Linked DNA regions of Mus musculus: all the other regions are linked to region 3. Evidence: chromatin loops called from intact Hi-C (ENCODE). Cell type or tissue: heart. All regions are shown on one strand.

The links. Peaks named below come from ENCODE experiments on the same cell type or tissue, not always from the same donor. Only the 100,000 strongest peaks of a DNase experiment are listed, where the experiment ranks them.
Region 1: a loop joins it to region 3, with 2.8 times the contacts of the local background. A loop is called at or near these places in 17 of 42 quality-filtered maps.
Region 2: it touches region 3 in a loop (2.7-fold over the local background); 4 of 42 quality-filtered maps call a loop at or near these places.

Annotation. Positions count from the first base shown.
Region 1 is chr8:25,750,783-25,758,782 of GRCm38, reverse strand. It overlaps Ddhd2 (DDHD domain containing 2), which reads left to right and starts at 4,503. Exons shown (of 18, transcript NM_028102.1): 1 at 4,503-4,597; 2 at 5,610-5,835; 3 at 6,493-6,683; 4 at 7,991-8,000. The coding sequence starts at 5,616. Gm17484 (predicted gene, 17484) reads right to left here and starts at 4,303. Exons shown (of 2, transcript NR_154462.1): 1 at 4,064-4,303. In heart, a CTCF peak has its summit at 4,409; a DNase peak (open chromatin) is centred at 4,362; H3K4me3 peaks cover 1,865 bases; H3K27ac peaks cover 1,527 bases.
Region 2 is chr8:25,594,461-25,602,460 of GRCm38, reverse strand. Letm2 (leucine zipper-EF-hand containing transmembrane protein 2) reads left to right here and starts at 4,965. Exons shown (of 11, transcript NM_001364069.1): 1 at 4,965-5,186; 2 at 6,016-6,099. The coding sequence starts at 6,053. It overlaps D830025C05Rik (a long non-coding RNA gene), which reads right to left and starts at 5,978. Exons shown (of 1, transcript XR_003947362.1): 1 at 3,254-5,978. It also overlaps a transcript of Nsd3 not described here. In heart, a CTCF peak has its summit at 3,490 (motif pointing left); DNase peaks (open chromatin) are centred at 270, 890, 4,870 and 5,350; H3K4me3 peaks cover 3,109 bases; H3K27ac peaks cover 2,923 bases.
Region 3 is chr8:26,154,057-26,162,056 of GRCm38, reverse strand. Thap1 (THAP domain containing, apoptosis associated protein 1) reads right to left here and starts at 3,888. Exons shown (of 3, transcript NM_199042.2): 1 at 3,536-3,888; 2 at 1,087-1,282. The coding sequence starts at 3,606. In heart, a CTCF peak has its summit at 4,361 (motif pointing right); DNase peaks (open chromatin) are centred at 3,346 and 3,936; H3K4me3 peaks cover 2,501 bases; H3K27ac peaks cover 1,989 bases.

The sequences.
Region 1 (8,000 bases), 400 kb after region 3:
TGGGACATTTATAATGGCCTTCCTTGGTATTTACCTGATAATCTGTTTTTTCTTTCATGAGTCCACACAGTATGTTTCCTTAGGGGTGTCTCTTAGCTGCGCTATTTCTCTGGCTTCACTTGTTTATGCTAGTCTGGGACTACCACCTGAACTATTTTGTAGTTACCTATATATGTGTGATTTATGCCTTCCATTGATATTGTCAGATATGGTCCTAATTAGACCGGAGCTATGAGTTTGAAGAAGAAAAGGCACAAAGCTCGCTAGCCCCCTCATCAGTCTTATCAAGGTGAAATATGTGTGTGTGTGTGTGTGTATATAATATATATATATATATGTACATGTGTATAATATATATTATAGTATGCAAATATACTGTATACACACATCTATATTCATGTATATACTATACATATATATATATATCTCATATATATTATATATATGCCATATATATACTACCAACATGACACTGTGGATGTTGATGCCTTAATTACTGGCTAGAATAGTATCTGTCAGATTTCTACCCTGTAAAGGAACTCTTTTAAAATGTTTTTCTTCATCTTGTAAATGTACATGACTTACTTTATTGACCAATTATAAGTTGAAAATTTCCTAAGTCAAAATGGATTGAGGGCCAGTGAGATGGCTCAGCAGGTAAAGGGGCTTGCTGCTAAGCCTGATGACCTGAGTTCAATCCTCAGAGTCCACCTAAAGGTGCGTCTTGTTTACTTTTCTATTGCTGTGATAAAATACCATGACCAAGGCAACTCACAGGAAGAATTTATTTGGGGCTTGATATAGAGGGTTAGAGTCCATGGCCTTCCTGTCAAGGAATGGCAGTGGGTGAATAGGCATGGTGCTAGAGCAGTATCCAAGAGCTCACAACTTGAGCTACAAGCACAAGGTAGAGAGAGAACTGGGAATGAGCTTTTGAAACCTTAAAGCAGGCCTCCCATGGCTGACTTCCTCCAACAAGGCCATCCCACCTAATGCTTCCCAAACAATTTCACCCACTGGGGGCCAACTATTCAATGAGCCTATGTGGCCATTACCATTCAAACTGCCGAAAGAGGAAGGAGACAACAGACTCCCACAAGTTGTCTCTGAGCTCCACACATACACTGGGTCATGCCTATCTCCACACAAAAAATAAGTGAATATTTAAAACACTTAATAAAACAAAATAGGGCTTATTCTGGAAAGAAGTGGGAATGATAATTGTTATCTAGCAGTTTCAACATTGCATGTAAACCTCTCTAGGCACCGTACTGGCTACTGTTCTTAACCTTTTGTTCTAGATCTCGCATCAGCAACTACCTGAGGCCAAAGTCAACTCCCTACCTCTGTTAGTCTGCATGGTGTCTCTGCTGCTTTCCTGTTGCCAGCAGGCCAGTGGATTAACTGCAACACAGACCTGTGGCCACAGGACCCAAAATATTTATCTCATCTCTGCACTAGAATATTGAAAGGGAAAAAGTAGAAGCCTGTTTCATAGTTTACCTTTAACACACACACACACACACACACACACACACGCACGCACAAAAGAGATGGCTCAGTGGTTAGGAACACATGCTCAGGAAAAGGACTGTGTGGGTTTAATTCCCATAACCCACACCAGGGAGTTCACAACCACCTGTGACTCTCTAGCCTTTGTGGGCACCCAGATATACACAGAGACATACAACTAAAAACAATGAAATAGTGAAAAAAACCCGAAATAAATATTTAACAAAAAGATTTATACGCAAAGAGTAGCTAGAAAACCTAAGTGAACTCTTATTAATGAGAGCTATTATAAATATTTGCCTAAAACTAGCTACTTCCTGGGCCTTTGGATGAACCTAATTTATTCTGTTTGAGGCAGTGTGTTTCTCAAAGTACAGATCCAAACTACTTGCATCTAAATCTCACGGAGCATTTATTTAAAATACAGATGCTAAATACACATACACAGCAGATTCTTCCGTCCTGCCAAAGACCCCCTGAAAAGAGGATTTCGGATACACACCTGCGTATTTGATTACTGTCAATGTATGTAGTGTCTGACTCTTTTATAGCATCCACTAAGATAAAGTTCTCTGTTATCTCCCTTGGTAGGACTATGAACTACTACTATTCATGGTAGATAGTGTGCTAACTACTTTTGTGTTCGAAGTTCAGAGCAGGCACATGGAGTGACCAGAGTTCATAAAGAGGGCCCCTGGATGATGGAGATTTTGGAGCTGCTTCCAAGAGTAACAAAAGCAAAACCACTTTCATGAGGATCACAGTTCAAGGGCCACGGCCATCTTTAGCTACATAATGAGTCTGAGGCCTGCCTGGGATACCTAAGCTACTAGCTCAAAAGACAATGAAAATCGGCTTTACAACTAAAGCAATAACAAAACTCACAAGTCCAAGGTAGATATATTCTAATGATATACTTTGTTTTTTTTTTAAAGATTTATTTATTTATTATATGTAAGTAAACTGTAGCTGTCTTCAGACACTCCAGAAGAGGGAGTCAGATCTCGTTAAGGATGGTTGTGAGCCACCATGTGGTTGCTGGGATTTGAACTCTGGACCTTCAGAAGAGCAGTCGGGTGCTCTTACCCACTGAGCCATCTCACCAGCCCCCTAATGATATATTTTGATGGGTTATGAAAAAAACCGTTATGTTTTCAGATTCCAAACTGCACCCTAAGAAGCCGCATCATTCTGGGGGCTCCGTGTGTAGCGCAGGAGGCTAGCACACCCAAGGCTCTGAAGTTGATCTCTGGCACTGCAGAATAAAAAGTAAGGTCTAAGGCTTGAAGAGCTGACCCGACAGAGCATCTGTTGCTCTTGCATGGGAAGGATTTGGCTCCCAGAACCAGAGTTACCATCACCTGAAACTCCAGTTCCAGGGGATCTGCTGCCTCCTGACCTCCACAGGCACCAGACACACACATTATATACACACATAGTAAAATAAATCTAAAATGTTTTAAAATATCAGTGTTAAGGACACCCTGCTCCTGCCCCCCAAATGGGGGGAGGGTTTCCAGTGTGGCCTAGCGTGACTGCACGCACAATCCCTTGGGACAAGGCATGAGTTTGATTCCCAGGACCCCTACAGTGAAAGGAGAGCTGATACCTGAAAGTTATTCTCTGAATTCTACACATGAAGCAGCACATACATGACACACACACACACACTGCATTGGCTGGTTTTGTGTGTCAACTTGACATAGGCTGGAGTTGTCACAGAGAGAGTAGCCTCCCTTGAGGAAATGCCTCAGTGAGATCCAGCTGTAAGGCATTTTCTCAATTAGTGATCAAGGGGGAAAGGCCCCTTGTGGGTGGGACCATCCCTGGCGGGTAGTCTTGGGTTCTATAAGAGAGCAGGCTGAGCAAGCCAGGTGAGGCAAGCCAGTAAAGAACATCCCACCATGGCCTCTGCATCAGCTCCTGCTTCCTGACCTGCTTGGGTTCCAGTCCTGACTTCCTTTGGTGATGAACAGCAATGTGGAAATGTAAGCTGAATAAACCCTTTCCTCCCCAACTTGCTTTTTCGTCATGATGTTTGTGCAGGAACAGAAACCCTAACACACACACACAGACAAATATATAAATGTAGTAATTTTTAAAGGTCGGAGACCAATATGGGGCTTCATAGCAAGGCCATCACAAAACAACAACAAAAAAAATCACACAAAAAATGGTGTTACATTAACGTGCAGATATTGGTGTGTAGGTGTTGACTTGCAGAGACTATGTGGTTTTTTTAAAAAAAAAAAAAGTCCACGTTTTGTTCCTTCTCAGTTTCTGGGGGAAAAAAAAAATCTCGAAGCCTTGTCTTATAATCAAGTTAGAAACCAGCAAAGCCTCTTGTCTTTCCTTCCCGTGGCACCTGCTAGTCAGGCGCTCCAGCGACAATCCGCATCTCTAGCCCTGCCAGTCTCCAGAGCGCTGGGCTTACGTGAATAGCCACCGCCATCACCCTACATCAACTAGGTCAAAAACAAAAAACAAAAAAGCCAACAAACAAAAACCTCATTTGCTGCCTCTTACAGCATCCGTATTCTGTCAGACTCACCTCTTAGGCTTTAGGGATAACTTTGACAGCCTCTCAATCCAAATAGAGGGAGGGAATGGAGGACAGACAGACAGACAGAGCCTTCAGTCACCCCAGTCCTGCCCACCGGGGTTGCCGGGACCCATGAGGGGTCAGAAGGTCCGATTTTCCTCCTTCAAAGCCTCAGCGCAGGCAAGGCCTCCCGTGCGTGTCCCCCACGCCCCTAGCGCGTGCCCGGCGCGTGCCCGGCGCCCGACGTCTGCCCGCAGGAGGAGCCAGGTCTCGCGCGAGTCCCCCAGTCCTCACCGCACATCTCGCGACACTTCGGAGGATCTTTCTGCGCCTCCGGCTCTCACCGGGAGCGCAGCCTCCGCGGGCGCACTGCTCTCCTCCGCTGGAGCGCTGAGGAGCCCGCGGTGTGGGGATTGGGGCGCGGCCGCAGGCTCCGCCCGTCCGCCCCGCCCGGCTTGGGAGGTAGGCTGCAGCGGCGATGTGGCCCGGGCTCCCTCCGCGAGGGCTGAGAGCGCGAGCGGCGGTGTGGACGAGCGAGTCCAGGTCCGCGCGGGAGCCTGGGCCGGGGCGAGCCGGGGGTGGAGAGGCTCCAGTGTGCACGGTATCCCGGGGCATCCGTGGACGGCTCGGCTGCTCTCCTAGATCCCGAACTCGGAGCCCCGAGCTGGCGGCGGGAGCAGGCCGAGGTCTCGGGAGGATAACGGGGAGGCCCGGGGAGTGTTGGTTCCTGAGCTGTGCGGTCCGACCGTGCCCGGTGCAGCGATGCCGCTCGTCCATCTCCCGTCCTGGGCTTTTGGGTTCTGCTTCTATGTCTGCAGCGCTAGTCCGCCGGGTGCTTTAGTGCTGGGGTCGGTGGGAACTCGCCCGACATCCATCGCCCCGGGGGCAGTTGAGGTCATTTGTCACTTTTCATCCGAAACTCTGGCTCTGCGTCTCGGTGGGTCGATGCGCAGCTATAGCCTGCAGGCAAAGTTTCTGTTTGGGCGTTAAATGTACCAGAGCCCGTATTGAAGCACACTGGGAGGATCAGCCAAAATGGTTCTTAAGCGATTAGTTCTGTTTTCTGTATAGTAAGATTCCAATAGTTATGTAAATGTGTGTGTAATTAGAAATGTACAATAGAGCCTGGGGCCTTAAACCTACCTGTTATTACTGTCTGACACACTAAATGGTTTGTAGTGTGCACACCTGGAGGTAGGAAATTTCCAGCCTTCGCTGGTGCTGCTACTTTTATTGTGAAAATTGTGGTAAAACACCCTGTTGCAATCAGTTTTGACCGTGTGTTTCTTGACATTTCTGGGTTTTCTAAAGAGCTTGTTGTATGATTAGACATTTTTTAGTTTTCTAAGGAGAATTGGAAGCTCAGTATAGAATGATGGAGCTGAACATTTTGTTTCTCTCCCCAAATAATTGTGTGTGTATAAAAATTATGTAGCTTTTAAATATTGCTGTTTTCAAGAACAGCTTCCAAAAATGGTTATTGAGCATATGAACATTACAGTGTTAATAGATGCAAAATAATTCTCCTGATAGTTTTTTTTATTTTGTCTTCTAGAGCGAAATGTCATCGGGGGAATCACACCAGGAGCAGCTGTCTCAGTCAGATCCGTCCCCATCCCCGAACTCTTGTAGTTCCTTCGAACTCATAGACATGGACGCCAGTAGTTCCTATGAACCCGTTTCTCCACATTGGTTTTATTGTAAGGTACTAGATTCCAAGGAGCTCTGGATTCCTTTCAACTCTGAGGATTCACAGCAGCTGGAAGACGCATATGGCTCTGGTAGGAAGAAACTGATGACTCTAATAAAAACTAACAAGTAATATCCTCTACTGTGATAGCCACTAACATGAAATTTCAGAATTACACCATTTTCATCCTTTTAAAACTGTATTAAATTTCTGCATAGTTATCAAGTATTTTTCTCTATTCTAGCTTGTGTTTGACTTTTTAGTCAGAAAGTTTGTGTGTAGAGTCGTCACATTGCAGACTGAGCTAACATGTCGCTTTTGTTCTCATGTAACAAAGTGTTAGTGAGGATATATCATAATTGCTATTAATTTGCCTTTAATCCAAGTAAAAACTTCAGAAAAAATCTATGTATGTATCTGTATGAGACTGTGAGTGTGTGTGTATAAGTGTGTATAAGAGGCATTATTGTCTTAGAAGAGGAAAAATGTTCAGCTAGTATTTGCTTTTTTCATTAAAATATAATTGGTTTGAAATACTAAAAATTACTCATGAAAAAAATATGAGCAAAAAAAAAGAAAAAGGATGAGTGAAAAAAAAAAAAACCTAGGAACCAAATTCTGTTTCTGATGTAGCCAAGTGGAGCCTGTGTACAGCTCCTGTGGCTGTTTTGGACTGTAACTTACAAGTGTATTTGGGAGAGTTGTTGTGACATAGTGGACTTCTTTTCTTTTTTGCAATTCTTGATAGGAAAAGATTGTAATGAGAGGATTGTTCCCACCGATGGGGGCAGATATGATGTTCATTTAGGGGAGCGGATGCGGTATGCTGTGTACTGGGACGAGCTGCCATCGGAAGTGAGACGGTGTACGTGGTTTTACAAGGGAGACAAAGACAATAAGTATGTCCCCTACTCGGAGAGCTTCAGCCAAGTCTTGGAGGTATTCCTCTGCGTCCGGTTCCCCGCTGCTTTCTCCGTTCCTTCTGTCCCAATTCTAACAGACCGTGTGAAACTTCCAGGAAGAGGTCACCTGCTTTTATGTCATACTTTATGTAATTTCTCTCTGCAGGCTAGTTTCAAATTAAAGTTTTAACTTCAGATTTCAAGTTTTCTAGAAATGGTATTGTGCCTTTTAAATTTAAATGTACCCAGGCAGTGGTGGTACACGCCTTTAATCCCAGCACTCAGGAAGTAGAGGCAGGTGGAGCGCTTGAGTTTGAGGCTAGCCTGGTCTACAGAGTGAGACCCAGGACATCAAGAACTATACAGTGAAACCTTGCTTCTCTCTAACAAATAAGTTAATCAATCAATTAATTGAATGTTTCCCAATGATAATTCTTGTTAACATCTAAAATATAACCACAAAAACAATCTTTTACATAATTTTTAGAAGATTAAAAAAAATTTTTTTTGAAACAGAGTTTCTCTTTGAAGTCCCGACTGTCCTAGAGCTTGCTAAGTAGACCAGGATAGCCTCAGACTCAAGAGAGATCTGCCTTCCTCTGCCGCCTGATTGATTGCTGATCCTAAAGTCATGTGCCACGATGCCTAGCTGTTTAAATTTTCTTTCTTTTAATTAGGGAGTGTTTAATTGCTTGTAAGAGCACCCTGTATGTGCAGTGTCCAAGGAGGCCAGAAGAGGGCATTGAAGCCTCTGGAACTGGAGCTATAAATACTTGTGTGCCGTTGTGTGGGTGCTAGGAATTGAACCCAGGTCCTCTACAAGAGCAGCAAGTGCTCTTAACTACCAGTCCATCTCTCTAGCTATAAATACTTGTGTGCTGTTGTGTGGGTGCTGGGAATTGAACCCAGGTCCTCTACAAGAGCAGCAAGTGCTCTTAACTACCAGTCCATCTCTCTAGCTATAAATACTTGTGTGCTGTTGTGTGGGTACTGGGAATTGAACCCAGGTCCTCTACAAGCACAGCAAGTGCTCTTAACTACCAGTCTATCTCTCTAGCCCTAATTTGAATTAGTCTTACTCTGAGAAATATATTGATTTTATTGAACTTGAAATAGATTGTTATCGATATTGATGTTGTTGAATAGCTAGGAATACAGTTCCGTGGTAAAGCGCTGGTCTAATACATGCGAGGCCCTGCATCCGTTTTCCAGCACTTTACTACCAAGAGTTTTAAAATGAATTTGTTAACTTGGAGAATAATTTTTCTTATTGGAATTCATTAATAAGTTTGGCTTTAAAAACAGTTGTTAGAGAATCTAATATAAAATACATTTTCTTTTAAGGATACGTACA
Region 2 (8,000 bases), 560 kb after region 3:
GCCGGACGGGGGTCGCCGCGTAGCTGCTGGTGCCGGAGAGGAGCCGGAGGCTGGCGGCCCCGAAGGGCAGCAGGGTCCCAGGGTTCTGATCGAAAGCTGCACACCTCTCCCAGCAGACACCCGGCAACCCAGCCCCGGTCTCGGCCTCCGTCCGGATCTCCGCGCCGCCAGCTCCCGCCGCCGTCGCCGCCGCCGCCGCCGCCTCCGCGCACAAAGCCCCCCCGCCCCGTTCGGCGCCGCCGCCGCCAAATCCTAGGTCTCCTATTGGCTACTGGCCGCGGCGCCTGCCGGGAAATGCAGTCCGGAGCTCGGCGCTGAGAGCGAAGGAGGAAGAGGCTCGTCAGCCGCGGAGAGGAGGGGCGCGCGAGAGTCTGGAGCAGACGCGAGACCGCAGGCGATGAGGCAGAGGGACAGGAAGGGCTGGTGCGGAGGGGCAGCCAGGTCGGGCCTGCGAGGCTAATACTTACTAAACGGCAGCACGTACTAGACGCCATATGGTACTCGAGTGGCCCTGCGCTACCATTCCTAGATGTTAGGAAGAACCTGATGACCGGTACGCGGTGACGCAGACCGGGGAGTGCCCGGGAGTCACTGACAGCCTGACAGCTGTCAGCAGAGCGCCCTGGCCCCGGCGTCCCAGACACGGGCCAGCACGTTAGGACGACAGCCCGAGCCGGGGCAGTCTCCTTCCCCGGGAGAGAGACCGGTAGCCGCCAGTGTGCCCGGGGGTTGCCGGGCAGTCCGCGTCCAGCAACAGAAGGCACCCCGATCTCCCGGGCAGCCACTGGACCCGGTTGCCCTCTTCCTGCCCGCACCGGGGTACAGAGGCTTGTGGGTAGCCGGGAGGACGTCAGCGCGACTGCATCCCGGGCCGCGGGCCACAGCGAGGACTGCGGGCGGGTCACGTGCCCCGGCCCTGCGCTGCTCCGGGCCAGAGCTCCGCACTGAGTGACGTGGGGATATTTGTCCCAGAGCGATCACCGGAGAGTGAGAGGAAGGGAGGCAGTCCTCTGCAAACCCCTTGCCCTTCCCATTCTAGGAAATACGAGTGATCCAGTGACAGGGCCGGGTAAACAGTCTTGAAGGGGTGTGCAGATGTAGTTTCTTGGGGCCTGGTAATTACTTAGAAGGTCCAACCCAGAAACGAGAACTTACAAAGGAAACATACGTAGCCATCAAATGAGGAAACCGATACACTCTTGCTTTCTGTTCTGAGAATTACCGAACCCTGTCACTACAAAGTGTCAACCTCCAGTCGGGCGTGGTGGTGCACGCCTTTTATCACAGCACTCCGGAGGCAGATTTCTGAGTTCGAGGCCAGCCTGGTCTACAAAGTGAGTTCCAGGACAGCCAGGGCTATACAGTGAAACCCTGTCTCGAAAAACAAACAAACAAACAAAACAAAACAAAAAAAGTGTCAACCTCCTCTCCATAGAGACTACATTTGCTACCATTAAAGGAAATTTCCTGATGTGTTTCAAATACCACCTCAGAATTTTTTGTTTTTTTTTTTTTTGGTTTTTTTTTTGTTGTTGTTGTTGTTTTTGTTTTGTTTTTCGAGACATTGTTTCTCTGTATAGCCCTGGCTGTCCTGGAACTAACTCACTTTGTAGACCAGGCTGGCCTCAAACTCAGAAATCCGCCTGCCTCTGCCTCCCAAATGCTGGGATTAAGGCATGCGCCACCACGCCCGGCGGGTTTTTTGTTTTTTGTTTTGTTTTGGTCTTTTCGAGACAGGGTTTCTCTGTGTATCCCTGGCTATCCTGGAACTCACTCTGTAGACCAGGCTGGCCTTGAACTCAGAAATCCACCTGCCCCTGACTCCCAAGTGCTGGGATTAAAGGCATGCACCACCACTGCCCTGCCTCAGAACTGTTTTTAATATTTTATATTTTTATGTTTATCAGTGTTTTGCTCACATATATATCTGTGTGCCTTGTGCATGCCATGTCCCCGAAAAGGTCAAAAAAAGGTGTCAGATCTACTGGAACTGGTGTTATGGATGGTTGTGAGCAACCTCTTGGGTGCTAGGAATCAAACCCTTGCACTCAGCAAGAACAAGTGCTCTTAACCATTGATCCATCTCTCCAGCCCACCTCCTCAGAATTTTAGAAAAATCTCTGCAGTTCACTGATTTTAATGGGCACTCATACTAAAAGTGATCATGAAAATAATTCCATTGATGATATTATCATTATTATTATTATTTTGGTTTGGTCTCTATTTTGGTTTTTGGAGACAGAATTTCTCTGTGTAACAGTCCTGGATGTCCTGGAGTAATTCCCTTTGTAGACCAGGCTGGCTTTGAACTCAGAGATCCACCTGCCTCCCTAGTGCTTGGATCAAAGGCATGCACCACAATTGCCCTGAAAAGTCTTTTTTTTTTTTTTTTTTTTTTTTGAGACAGGGTCCCTGGCTGTTCAACTTCCTGTGAAGACCAGGTTGGCCTCAACCTAATATAATTTCTGCCTCTGCCTGCCAAGTGCTATAATTAAAGTGTGTGCCACCATGCACAGGAACAATAGTGTTGATTTTTGTGTTATTTTGTGTGTGTGCAAATATGAGAGGAGTGCTTGTGGGAGCTAGCTCCAGACTTGCACCGTATTACAGGGCTTGAACTCCCATCATCAGTGGCACTGCAAGCACCTTTTCAGATGAGCTACCTCCTTAGACCACTTTACTGTTCATCTGTTAAGTCTTGTTAGACCCAGAAATCCTCCTTCCCCAATTTACCCACACATAATACTTTATGTTTCCATCATCTAACCTATTCTGAGGTTCAAACCATGCTTACTCTTTTCAATAGCAAACGAGCAAACAGCTTATCAAGACAGAAGCAGAAGAGGTTTCTCCAGGTTATGGTGGTAAAAATATATTCAATTTATCCTAAACACCAAATTGTCAAACCTGATAAAGTATACAAACCTGGAGAAAGTATTCATTGCTTTGAACAAATGGGTCTCATCAGGGTTCTTATCCCCCCAACCCTTCTTAAAAGAACTGGATTGTTAACTTGTGACCAGATTAAAAAATCTTCTTTATGTTTCAAATACTGGGTATGGGATAGTTCATCTGGCTTTTAAATAATACATTTTACTGTACCTGCTTGTAAGTGAATATAATTCATGGATAAGAATTTTTCCATAAGATATTTCATTGTAAAATGATAAGAATGTTTTTGCATTTGACAAATATTAAAATAATTACTGTAGAGCTTGGAATTATCAGAGCGAGAAAACAAGGAGAGGGAAGCTTTAGCATGGGACATAATCTCTTTATTATGGGACATAATAAGCTCTTTAATCAGGAGCCAGGAGGATCTCAGTGAGTTCGAGACTAGCCTGGTCTACACAGTGAGTTCCAGGCCAGCCAGGGCTACATGGTGAGACCCTGTCTCAAGGCGGGGAAGGAGGAGTTAAGTTTTGTAAATTTCAATTCTTTATGATCAGACTGTGAAACAGAACCCCTAGTGGAAAATTGCCTGACATGCACAAAGGGACCCCTAGTGGCCAAACTGAAAAGTTTTGCTTATTTTAAGTAGTCCATTCGGTTAGTTGAAATATACTTTTTTTTTTTTTTTTTTTTTTAGGATTAAAAACGGCCTCCATTTCTTTTTTTCTTTTCTTTTTTAGTTCTTTTGAAACAGGATCCCACTGTGTAGCCCTGGCTGTCTTGGAACTCACTTTGTAGACCAGAGTGACCTTGAGCTCACACAGATCTGCCAGTCTTGTCTATTAAGTACTGGCATAAAAGGCATGCACTACCATGCCCAGCCCTCAAAACTTATTCTATTTTGTACAGCTCATAATTTTATCATCAGAGTTCTCAGAAAAGTTGAAGAAAGCTCGAGCCAGGCATGGTGGTGCACACATTTAAATCTGAGCAATTTAGAGGACCAGGCAAATGAATCTCTGTGAGTTCAAGGCAAGCCTGGTCTACATAACGAGTTCTGGGCCAGCCAGGCCTACATCGTGAAACCCTGTCTCTAAATAAATAAATAAGCAAGCAAACTAAAATATAGAGTCAAAGATGGCTGCAGTGGTACACACTTGTAACTAAGCACTGGGGAGGCAGGCAGGTGGTTCAAGGGTTCAAGACCACTTTCTGCTACTACCTATTGAGTTCCAGCCCAGCCCGTGTTACATAAGAACCCCGCAAAATAAAAAGAAATTGAAAAAAAAAAAAACAGATAAATAGGAACAAGAATGCTTTCAGAACTTTAACTTTCCCAAGATGGCTAGTTGCCCGCCCTAGGAACGTAAACGTCCTCAAACCCACAATGCCTATCTTATTTAACAAGTACTCTAGAATATATTTTTGAATGTTGAGATTTCTACACAACTAATGATAAGCGACAACATGAAACCATTTTTTAAAGAGAAAAATCAAATTCCGTATGAAGATTTCAGAAGCATTCCAGCCTTCGACCCCGCAGAAGAAAGGTTTTTTTTTTTTTTTTTTTTTTTTTTCTCAGTGCTGCCCCTCTGCCACCAGGACCTCACAACCTCCTTCGCCAACCCAAGACCTCTAGGCAGTTTCGGAGACTAAAGGGTGAGGAACGGAATCATCAAAGTGATGTCATCAGTGACTCCAATTTGGGTTACAAAGGCTACTATCAGACCTTACTCTGGTAGGGCCTCCATTCAAGGAGTTCTCGAGGAGTTGGCTAGACTACAGAATGTGGGCAGGCAGGGGGGGGGGGGGGACGCAGCTTTGGTCCTGTAGTACAGACGCTGCCTCAACTAACTCCGACCCAGAAGTGACTTCGCGGGCTCGTGCGGGGGACCTTGTTGCCTTCCGCGCGGCTGCCGTGAAGGACGCGAGCCAGTCCCAGGATTTGAGAGCTCATTGGATGGTAGTGGCGTCACTCGGAGTGACGTCACAGGGCGAGGCGCAGGAGGTGGAACCATGGAGACTGGGCTTCCGGCCCCTTTAGCGTGGGGGCGGGGAGGAATTGGGAAGGTAGGGTTGGGGCCTTAGTCACCTCGCAGCGGACAAGGGCTCCCTCGGCGTCTCCCGTCAACCCCGATCTCTCCCCTAAACTTTGGACATTCTCCCCTACGGTGTACCTGACCCCACTCCAACAATCCCCAGACCCACCGCAGTCCTCCCCACTTTCCGCGGAGACTACCGGCCGAGAGCCGAGGGCGCCTTTTGCACCGGTGCGGCGAGCGCGGGGTGCAGAGGTAACCCCGCAGCGCTGGGCGTGGGGTTCCCCCGAAACGCCGGGCAGACTGCCTGGGAGTGGCCCGTAGCCCCGGGGCCAAGGGCTGGGGAGCCTCCGCAACAGGCCCGGCCTCCCTCCGGAGGAGCGCTGTCCGCGGTGGGGCTGGTTTCCGAGGTGCTGTGCCCGGTTCGCGATGTTTACTTTTTAGCTGAGGTTTCCATAGGGTGGGGTTGAGGGCCTGGGGAACCTCCTTCCGGCACGATTGCGAGATCGCAGTGTTATGCCAGTAGCTGAGAAGCGGCTCGGGGTGGAGAACGGTTTTAGTTAAAGGTACAGAGCTTAGTTCGGACTCTGGAGATTCTGCATCTGCGCTTGAGCCTTTAGTAGATACCATTATGTCTTCGCTGTTCCCACATGAAATTAGTGAGAACTTTTAGACTTTTGGGTTGGTGGTAAATGAATCCAGGGTGCTTACTTTCTACTTGTATTTTCTGGTTACAGATAAAGATGTCTTTCTCCTTTTAACCGTCGCAGCAGATTATTAGACACTATTGACCAGAAATTTAAAAAATTAAAAAAAAAAAAGCCTTTGGAGGCCACATCGTCTTCAGGATCATCTTCTTAGAACCCATTTCTGTGTGTTTGGATCGAAAAAGTACCATTTTCAAATCCAGAGCTAAGAAAATACTGAGGCTTTTGTAAATGAACTTGAAGGAAATTTTACACCTTGAATATGCAAATCTCTCTCTTTGCCTTAGTTTTTCTTAAAAAAAAAAAAAAACCACCTAAATTCTCATGTTTAATTGATTCCTTTTTAAAATACTAAATTGTTTGCTTCTTTTGCCTAGGTCTCTGTGTTGGTTAGTTGAAACAAAAAAAATAAACATGGCCTTCTACAGTTATAATTCATTCTTAGCTATTTTCTGGACAAGGTAAGGCTTGGAGTTTCCCACAAAAAAAAATGTATATAAACTCATGCATCTATATGAAAAACATGTGTTGTAAAAGACGTGGTGACAAATGCGTTTAGTCCCAGCACTCAGGAGACAGAGGCAGGCTGGTCTCTGAGTTCAAGGCCAGCCTGGGCTACATATCAAGACCGTCTCAAAAATATACATAAATAAATAAAGGAAGTAACCAACAAAACAAAAAGATTGGCTTAGTACAGAAAACCTTGCTGAGTTTTCAATACATTTCAAGGAAGAACATATTTTAATTTGAACTGCTTTAGAATGTAAGCTGAGTAATTTTGGAAATACATGATAGAGGAAAATAGATGAGACAGTTTTAGAGTGGCATTTCTGTTATTGATGAAGATTACACGAGGACCTCAGGTGTAAGGAAAAGTAAAATGGCTCTTAAACAAGCTTAGCCCAGGACATGTTCCAGTCTAAGGTCCCTTGTCATCTCACTTGTGCATTCAGAAGATTAACTGAACACTCACCACTTGCCACATTCATTGTATATTTTTCCTTTTGTCCATTTATAGGCTATATTTTGATATGTTTAAAAATTGCATTAAAGAATGGGAAAAGGCCATCCTTTAGCCAAGAACAACAACAAAAATCTCCCCTTCTCTCTTTCTTTTTTCTTTCTCTTTCTTTTTTCTTCCTTCCTTCCTTCCTTCCTTCCTTCCTTCCTTCCTTTCTTTTTCTTTTTGTTTGTCTTGGGGTTTTGTTTTTGTTGTTTGTTTTGTATCTATGTCCTGGAACTCACTCTAGACCAAGGTGGCCTCCAACTCAGGCATCTGCCCACTTCTGCTCCTGAGTGCTGGGTTTAAAGGTGTGCACCACTCTTGACTGACTGGCTGCTTGGTGCTATCTCTACTTGGCTGTGTTTTATTTATGTTCTAGCTTAACTACAGGATTAGAATATAAAAACCATTGGTCGAAGTGCTCAATTCTAATTCCTATTTTTCAAAGTCTCTTGAGTAATTTCAGGGAGATTATATTTCATCCCTTTGAGGGAATCTATAGACACATGGACAAAACAGTATCACCTGATTGGTTAATCCTCACAGGGACTATGAAGTTGTTTCATCAAAATGTTCTTGGTTGTCAGTAGAGTAGCTAACAGTCAGAGCTTCGGCTACTTTATGAGAGTAGAGACAGTACTGTCATATCATCCCTGACAGAAATATGTTTTTGAATAGATACTTTTTCTAATAAGACATTTTAAATCTTTTTGTTGCTTAACTACTCAAAAAGAGCATGCCCCTGACACCCTTTTGGAGATCACAGGGCATCTTATGAAAGTCAGTTCTATCCTTCTACCATCCGGGTCCCAAGGATTTAACCAGGGTTTGACAGCAAGTGCTTTTACACCCTTGAACTATCTCACTGGCCACTAGATGTTTACATTAATAGTTTCAGAACTTGGAACTTGCTATAGCAAATTACTCTTCAGAATTAACTTACTGATATTTTTCATAAGAATATGTTCAATGATTGAGCACAACTCAGCTATTTGAACACTTGCCTAGCATATGTGAACTTTTTTTTTTTTTTTTGGCTTTGGTTCCCAGTATAGTTTTAATGGTGCACACCTTAATCTCAGCAGTAGGGAGGCAGAGGCAGTCAGATCTCTGAATTCCAAGCCAGCCTGGTCTACCAGCAAGTTCCAGGAGAGCCAGGGCTATATAAGCCCTGTCTCAATGTCAGTTTAAAAAAGAAAAAAGTTAGCCAGGCGTGGTGACACACGCCTTTAATCCCAGCACTCTGGAGGCAGAGGCAGGCGGATTTCTGAGTTCGAGGCCAGCCTGGTCTACAAAGTGGCTTCCAGGACAGCCAGGGCTATACAGAGAAACCCTGTCTCGAAAAACCAAAAAAACAAA
Region 3 (8,000 bases):
GTTTCCTTGTATTTGTATGGGGGAATGGGGCATCCTTACTGTATAGTCCAGGTTGGCCTGGAAAATGGCAGTGTTTACCAGGCTAGCCTCAACTGTGGCAATCCTCGCAGTTGGTTCTCTGCAGTGCTCAGACTGCAGGTGTGTGCCACCATGCGGCATTTCCAGTCCTAATTCAACTTTTCTAACTGACGTTAAAGTGGAATTTGTGAAACAGAGAAAGTGATTTAGTTGGATATAAGTAAATACTAAACACCCAAAACAGAAAAAAATTAATCTGAAAATCATCCCCAGGAATGAAAATGAAGCTTATCAACACATAAATGAAACAGAGTTTCCGTTACCTTAAGCAGAACTAGACTGAGTTATTTACTGTGAGATCTCTAATGTGCAGAATTGTTTTTAAAACATGTATTATTGTTAATAGTGGCCTTTTTTTTTCTTAAAAAAGAAAGATTTATATTTTAATCATGGGCATATCTGCTGTGGGAGTGGGGGGATGGGAGGGTATGAGAAGACTGCTTGAAGTAGGTGTTAGGAATCAAATTCAGGGCCTCTGGAAGAGCAATACACATTTTTTTATTTTTTTTAAGATTTATTTATTTTATGTGAGTACACTGTAGCTGTCTTCAGACACTCCAGAAGAGGGCATTGGATTCCATTGCAGATGGTTGTGAGCCACCATGTGGTTTCTGGGAATTGAACTCAGGACCTCTGGAAGAGCAATCAGTGCTCTTAACCTCTGATATTCTTAACCACTAAGCCCCAACAGTAGCTACTGCTAAATGATAGGTTTCAGATACACTTGTTTTGTTATCCTTTCCCTGATTTTTCCCATGAACACATTAGCTTCAGAAATGAAAACAGCATTCACCCAAAGCCAATGCTTATGATAGTAGAATTTGGAAGGTAAAGGCAGGAGGATCAGGAGTTCCGATTCAGCCTCAGCAGCTCAAAGCCAGCCCAGACTACTTACGACTCTGTCTCACACAGGGATGGGAGGGGAAGAGACTGGAGGGGAGGAAAGAAAACAGAGAAAGGACTGGGAAAGGAAAAAACACCAACCCAGCACTTAAAAACCCACGTTACCTTCTCATGTGGCTCGATATAGAGAAATATTGTGGGCACAGCGTTCTCCTTCAGTAGCTTGTTGTTGCACTCCCTCTTAAAGCAGTCCGGGGTGAAGTGCTCCGAGCAGATGCTGCTGTACTTGGTGGGCTTGAAGTTTTTCCTTTTAACAGCTGCCTCCCACTGCTTACAAAGGCTGGGGCGAGTAAGAGGAAACCTAAGGAGAGACAATCCAGTTCTCTGACTTTAAAAAGATAAAGAAAAGCCCCACACTCTCCGGCTTACTAAAGAACTACCTTACCCCATCCTAAGGAGACTCTGATTGGAGATTAGTTCTGGTTACCAATCTCCCTCAGGAAGCTTTACCTTGTCATAACGAAGACACTTGACAGTGCAATTAGAACAGACAGTATGTGCAGTGCACTTCTACTCATGCCTTACTAGCAATTCTGTGTCTTATAGAAGAACAAAAATCGGACATATGTCTATATCCTCAAAGAGACTTCTAGCTCTTTTTTAGTCAGTCCAACACATAGACTACATTCTGACAGCCTGAATTATACGCAAGTGATAAAGAAGGTAAGGACTTTATTTTCGTGCTTAATTCAGCATACAGAGTGGGGAGTCTTTATATTTATTGCCCTGTGCTTTTCTATATCAAAGACGCAGTGGGAGACGCTAGAGTGATCAGAAAAAGCTATAGAATGTTTCAATTTAGCTTTACTGTTCTTTAGCTGTTCCACCACATAAGGTATGCCAGACCCCGATCATCCTGTTCTTCATGAAGACCTAGCCAACCTTCGTGTTAGGGCTTATCTTTATATTAGCCAGCTTTCTCCACTGCAACTATGTTCAGGCTGGAAAAAGCATATGCCTAAAAAGAAGTTCAAAGCACCATGGTGGCAACTTCTTATAAGTCCTAGTGTCTCGTCTCCTAGGACGGGGGCACAGAACTGTCAAGCAAGATCTTGGCCACTTACTGTTCTTACATAAGGCTTAAGACTCATGTTAGCCCTTGTTCTTATTTTCCAACACCCAGCAGTTGAAACGGTCTTTTTGATGTGTGCCATTTTTAACTAGTCTGCATACTTGAAGGTTCCCTGGGCCATCTTAATAAAGCATAGGAAAGGGAGGCGGCAAGTCGAATGCACGTCCCTGTCACCATTCCCTCATCTAGTCCTACATTCTGAGGATGTATGAAATTTCAAAAAACCAAGTCATAGTTTAGGCTATATTCTAGCCTATTCCCCAGAGAAAACAGCACACAAGTCTTACTTTCTTGCAAACATTATTAAACATGAACACTACTGACCCCTCAAAATCTGAGAGACCATTGTGAAATTTGTTTCTGTAATCGTTTTGCTATGGATAACTTGCATAATTTACCAGTGGATCTGATTTCTTAGCTATCATCTGCATACAGTCAGGAATTCCTCCAAAACCTAACATAAAACTTGTAACAACAAATTTACCTGCCTAAAAATTGTCACATTTTGTGGACTGTTAGCATTAACAAACACCATCAGTAACGCTAATTCTATGACTTTCTTCTTTCAAGAGAGTATTTTTATTTTTCTCTTTAAAAAGATTTATTTATTATATATAAGTACACTGTAGCTGTCTTCAGACACATCAGAAGAAGGCGTCATTTCTCATTACGGATGGTTGTGAGCCACCATGTGGTTGCTGGGAATTGAACTCAGGACCTCTGGAGGAGCAGTCAGTGCTCTCAACCGCTGAGCCATCTCTCCAGAGTATTTTTCACCCTGGCTTCTTGATTGCTGCACCCACTACAAGAACGAGCCCTGACGGCTGTGGGGGTAAAGCTGGTATTCGCTCACATTAACCTTCACCACGGCAACAGAGTCAAGTGTGTGCTATCGTCTCGTTCTTCCTGTGTGTTGAAAGACAGGGGTTCATCTCGACAATACCAAGAGCCTCCTCTAAAGCCCATGGATGCTAAAGGTTGGTTCTTTGACGCTAGGACTTAAGAGTCCTCCCTGGCATCCCGGTCAGCTGCCCTGCTTCCTTCCCGGCATCCACAGTGAGGTCCGAAACCTGTCCTCCTCCCCCTGTGCGTTCCCAGCTCGACTTCCTCCCTATGTGCCACGGCCACGCCGCGGCTTGGGACGAAGAGGTACGCAGGGCTGCGAGAGGCTTCTGGGCGTCGCTCGCTCGCTTGCCCGCCCGCCGGAAACCCTCCGCGAGCGCGAAGGCGCGCGGTCTCAGCCCCCAGCGGAGGCCAAGACCAACGGAGACGCCGCGCGCCCGGGATGCGCAGCGGGGGCGCGCAGCCACGGGGACGCGCCCCCGTGGGTCCCCGCCCCCGCCGGCCCGGCCCGTCCGCCGCCCTGAGCGCCCGAGCGCCCGCCCCGCCTCCTCCAGGTCTCGCGCGGCCACGCGCCGGGCTCCGCCCCCACCCGCCCGCGCGCCCCTGTCGCCGCGGCCGCGGAGCACGCCAGTTACCTACTTGTGGAAGGAGACGGGCTTGTCCTTGTCGTAGCGGTTCTTGCAGCCGTAGGCGGAGCAGGACTGCACCATCCTTCTGGCCCTCCACACTTCCCTTCGGCCCGGGAGGCAGGCGAAGGGGGCCGTCGGGGTCGCCGCGCTCGGCCTTGATAACGCTCGCCGCTCTCGGTGGCGTCGGTCAGCAGTTACGGGGACGATCACCTCGCCGTGGGGTGGGGGTTGGGGTGGGGGAGTGACTACCCTGTCCGTTGTGGGGTTTGCTTTAGCAGAAGGACCACAGCTGTCGCCCGTCTCCCATCTTCAAGATGGCGGAGGCAGCTTCAGCCTCACCTCTCGCGAGGACTCGGCTCGCCGTCTCTGATTGGCTGAAGGTAACGTTCCCAGGGAAGCTGACCATTGGCTGGGGCGAGGCGCGCCTGTGGGGCGTGGTCAGCAGTGCGGAAGTGGGTGGGCCCTCTGCGCCTTGGCCGGAAGAGAGCGCGTTTGTTTGGGATCCTGACTGCAGTCGTTCTCGTAGTGGTGACTGTCGTTAATTTGTCCGGCGTTTTCTGCTGCAGCTTGATAAAGAACGGCCTGTTGGGTCCGAAAGCCTGCAGGAGAACGTGGAAGAGCTCGTCCCTGGCCATACGCAGTTTTTTTTTAAAGGGGGGGGAACCAGCAGATGCGTGGATTGTACAAACCTGTGGTCCACGTTCAGAATCCAGGTGACCGTCTAACTAGACAACGAGGACAAACGCGCATTTCATTTCCTCTAAGCTGGGAAGGAAGACCTTTTTTTTTTTTTTTAAATGTATGTGAGTACACTGTCGCTGTCTTCAGACACACCAGAAGAGGGCATCAGATCTCACTGCAGATGGTTGTGAGCCACCATGTGGTTGCTGGGAATTGAACTCAGGACCTATGTAAGAGCAGTCAGTGCTCTCAACTGCAGAGCCATCTTTCCATCCCTACAGTGCACTTCTGAACGTTGTTACCTTTGTGTAGGCGCAGCGATTTTTCAAGCTGAAGACAAGTGTTACAGGCTTGACCCTCTGTAGTTTGGAGTGTGTGGCGCATTCTCTCCCTTATAAACTATTTTCTGTACCCTTAAATATTGCTTCTCTTAAGGATCTATTTAGTGGCTACCATCTCTAGAACTTTGACTATTGAACCCACATACCATCTTTTCCTAGCTCGTTTTACTTGAGCACACATGGACTTGCCTTCAGAGTTATCAGGTATATGGTTTAATACATTCGCCAACTACTTAAATCTGAAATCCTGGTGTCACTGAGATAAAACAAAAAAACTAGGCTTTAATTCAGCAGAAAAGAACACTTGTTGCTCTTGCAGGTGACCCGGGTTCGATTCCCAGCACCCACAAGGCAGTTCACAACCATCTATAACTCCAGGCAGCTGGGCACCAGGCACACATGTTGTGGGTCAGAGGACAGTTTGTGGGAGTGGGTTCTCTCCTTCCACCTTGTGGGCTCTGGGACCTAACTCGGATCATTAGTCTTGATGCTAAGTGCTCTTATCAGCTGCTCCTAGGACCCCTTCCTCGAGACTTAGGTTAACCTCATAGAATAGAGAGGTTATTCTCTCACCACCATCCTTGAATTCAAGTACTCACAGTCTCAACTTTTTGTCAGTCCTAGTCTTCAGCTTTCTCTCTGTCCCTCATAAAAACACTGCCAGCCCCTTGTTTATAAAGCTTAGACATCCCAGGATACCTCTGTAGTGAATAAAGTCCAAATTGCTGATGATGGCAGCATAAGCAGCAGGTACTCCTGTGTTTGTACCATCTTCCCCTGCTTGTCCTTACACTCCTGTAACTGCTCAGATAGGCAGCTTTGCTTGGCCTGGGATGCCCGTCCCCTGACTGCTTCATCTTTCCTTAAGATGTATCTTGTGTGTTTTTTTCTGTCAGGTTTGCCTTATACCTTTTTGTTTTGGTGAAGTTGTGTACTTATGTCTGTAATTGTGTGCTGTAACATCTCTGTCTCATCTGACTGGGGTGCTGGGGAGGCTGGCAGCATCTTACTGAACCTGGTAGCCTCAGCAGCTCTGGTTGTCACAAATTAGGAGACATTGAATTAAATGGACCTAGAAACTGTACCTAAATTCGTTTCAGAGAAGTAGCTATATATTAGGAACACCAGAAGAGTGGTTTATTAACATTTTATAGGGTATTGATACTAGGTTCTCTACTTTAGTCCACTGCAAAGAAAAAAAAAATCATGATATGGTTAACAGATGGTACCCCAAAAATAATTTATGTAGTTACCTTAAACTCTGAACACATCATATGGCTTGTTATTTATTGAAAACCTGTTCTGTACTTCTGAGGGGCTATATAGTGAAGATGGGTGGTATAGTAGTCTGCCTTACTAGTTATTTTACTAAGCTAGTGTTCTGTAGTGAGAAGAAGGAGAGTCACACAGAAATTCGAAAAATGCTGGAGGAGGTTGCAGTTATTAAAGATGAGGCTAGGACTGGCCTACTAGAGGAAGCAACTACTGAAAGATTTCAAATTAGCTGTGAGGACATCTTCTGTACCTGGTGCCATGAGGCACGGGAAGCCCACCTCCCGAGGCCTGGGGATCCAGCCTGTTCAAGGAGAAGCAGAAGTGTGTTGGAGTTGCTGAGTGCAGTGGCTTGGGGGACAAGTAAGAGGAGAGGTTAGAGGATAAGAGCCTAAGGGGTTCTGCAGGCTGATGTAAGCTGCTGGTTTACCATGCTGAGGTTCTTGTGCTGAGCAACAACCTGTCTCCACAGTCAGCTTTGAAGCAGAAGGGTGATGCAGGTTTAAATACACTTCAAGTTCAGGCTTGGTAGCACACTCTTGTAATCTCAGCCTTCACAAAGGAAGGGCAAGAATTGTGCTGAGTCTGAGGACTACCTGGTCATAGTGAGTTCTAGCCAACCAAGGTATACAAAGTCAAAACCTATCGAAAAAATAAATTCTGCTGTGTTGAGATGGGAGTAGGGATGTGAGGTGTAACGTGGGCGGTAAGTGATCATTTATCTCGTTCATTAGTTCATTTTCCTATATTATGCCCCCATATGGGCTAGCATGTTATTTACAGAACTGTTAGTGAGGCATATTAGTGTATCTTCATAGAGCTTATTCTATAAAGGGGAAAGTAGAATAAAAGTGTAAATTAAGGGCTGGAGACTTTTTTTTTTTTAAAGTATAAATTATACTAAGGTACCTGAATAAGGGTAACTAAGGGTAGGTATCCCATGCAAGAAACAAACATTTGAATGTTAATCAGAGGATGGAATGGATGAAGGTGAGGAGGAACATTCCAGACACTGGGAGTGTATGTTAAAGCACCAACCTGTGTTTGAAAGTACAGCCAGTAGAAGAGGGCCAGACCCTGGTGGTGGAGCCAGTTAGGAGAAGGCCATGAAGTAAAGATTGAAGGAGCCGAGTATTAGTATGGATGAGATTCAGTGGCCACTGAACCACTTTAGGCATTAGTATTTTATAAGGGTAATTCTGCTTATTTTAAGAGCTGTAGAAGACAACAATTCAAAAAGACAAACCAATTAAGAGGCTGTTGCTGGTGAGCAAAGAGGTGGTAGCTTGGGTGAAGGTGGTAGCAGAGAAGCCAGGACTGGTAAGAACAAGGTGTGTGCAGTGCAGGCAATACAGTTTAGTGAGAGGAGAGTGAGAGAACTGGGCAGGGTTTGAGCATGGTTCTAAGTTGAGCATTAGATGTATGAATGTATGTAATACAAAAGTGAAAGAAGAACAACTCACAACAAAATAGAACTTGGAAGCACATTACGCCAGGGGCAGTTTGTAGGACTGGGGATGTCAGAAAAGAAAGCTAAAAGTGGTGTTAGAGTTAAGCAGTAAATGCCCATTAAGAAAACACTTGGGTCCAAGCAATATCCTCCCTGGTCTGGGTGAAGCCCTAACCATCCAGTTGGACCTGATCAGTCAATCACCTGGCTGAGAGCCCACCCCTAGAGAGAGGTTCACCTTAAGACATGACAAAGAGAGACAGGTGGAATGAGGTACTGTAGACCCTTCTAGAATCCCTGCCTCTGGTGCTGTAGAATTCAACTTCGTAAGTCTGATTCAACTTCATAAGCCTGCCTACTTTTCTTTCTTTCGAAGCATTGCTTGCCTTAACACTTGGGATTTCACCCGCATATGGGCATGCTTGTCCACAATGTGTTTGACTTCCATACCAGCTTAATTATGCCATCCTAAATGGTAGAGTTGGTTTGGTGGGGTTTTGTTCCTGTTCTTTAACCATTATCCTCCAGTCTTCAGGCAGCTGCTGAGTTTTATAGCTTGCTTGCCCTGGATTTTTTTTTTTTCTTTTAACCTCTAAGAAGACTGTACTTGAGCCTCATTTGAGTGCATCCTTTAATTGTGTTAACAAGACTGAGAACTCCAAAAGGGGACTCCAACTTCCCTTTACCACTGGTTCTATGCTTAAGACTGCAAACCACTAAGGAAGTGGACA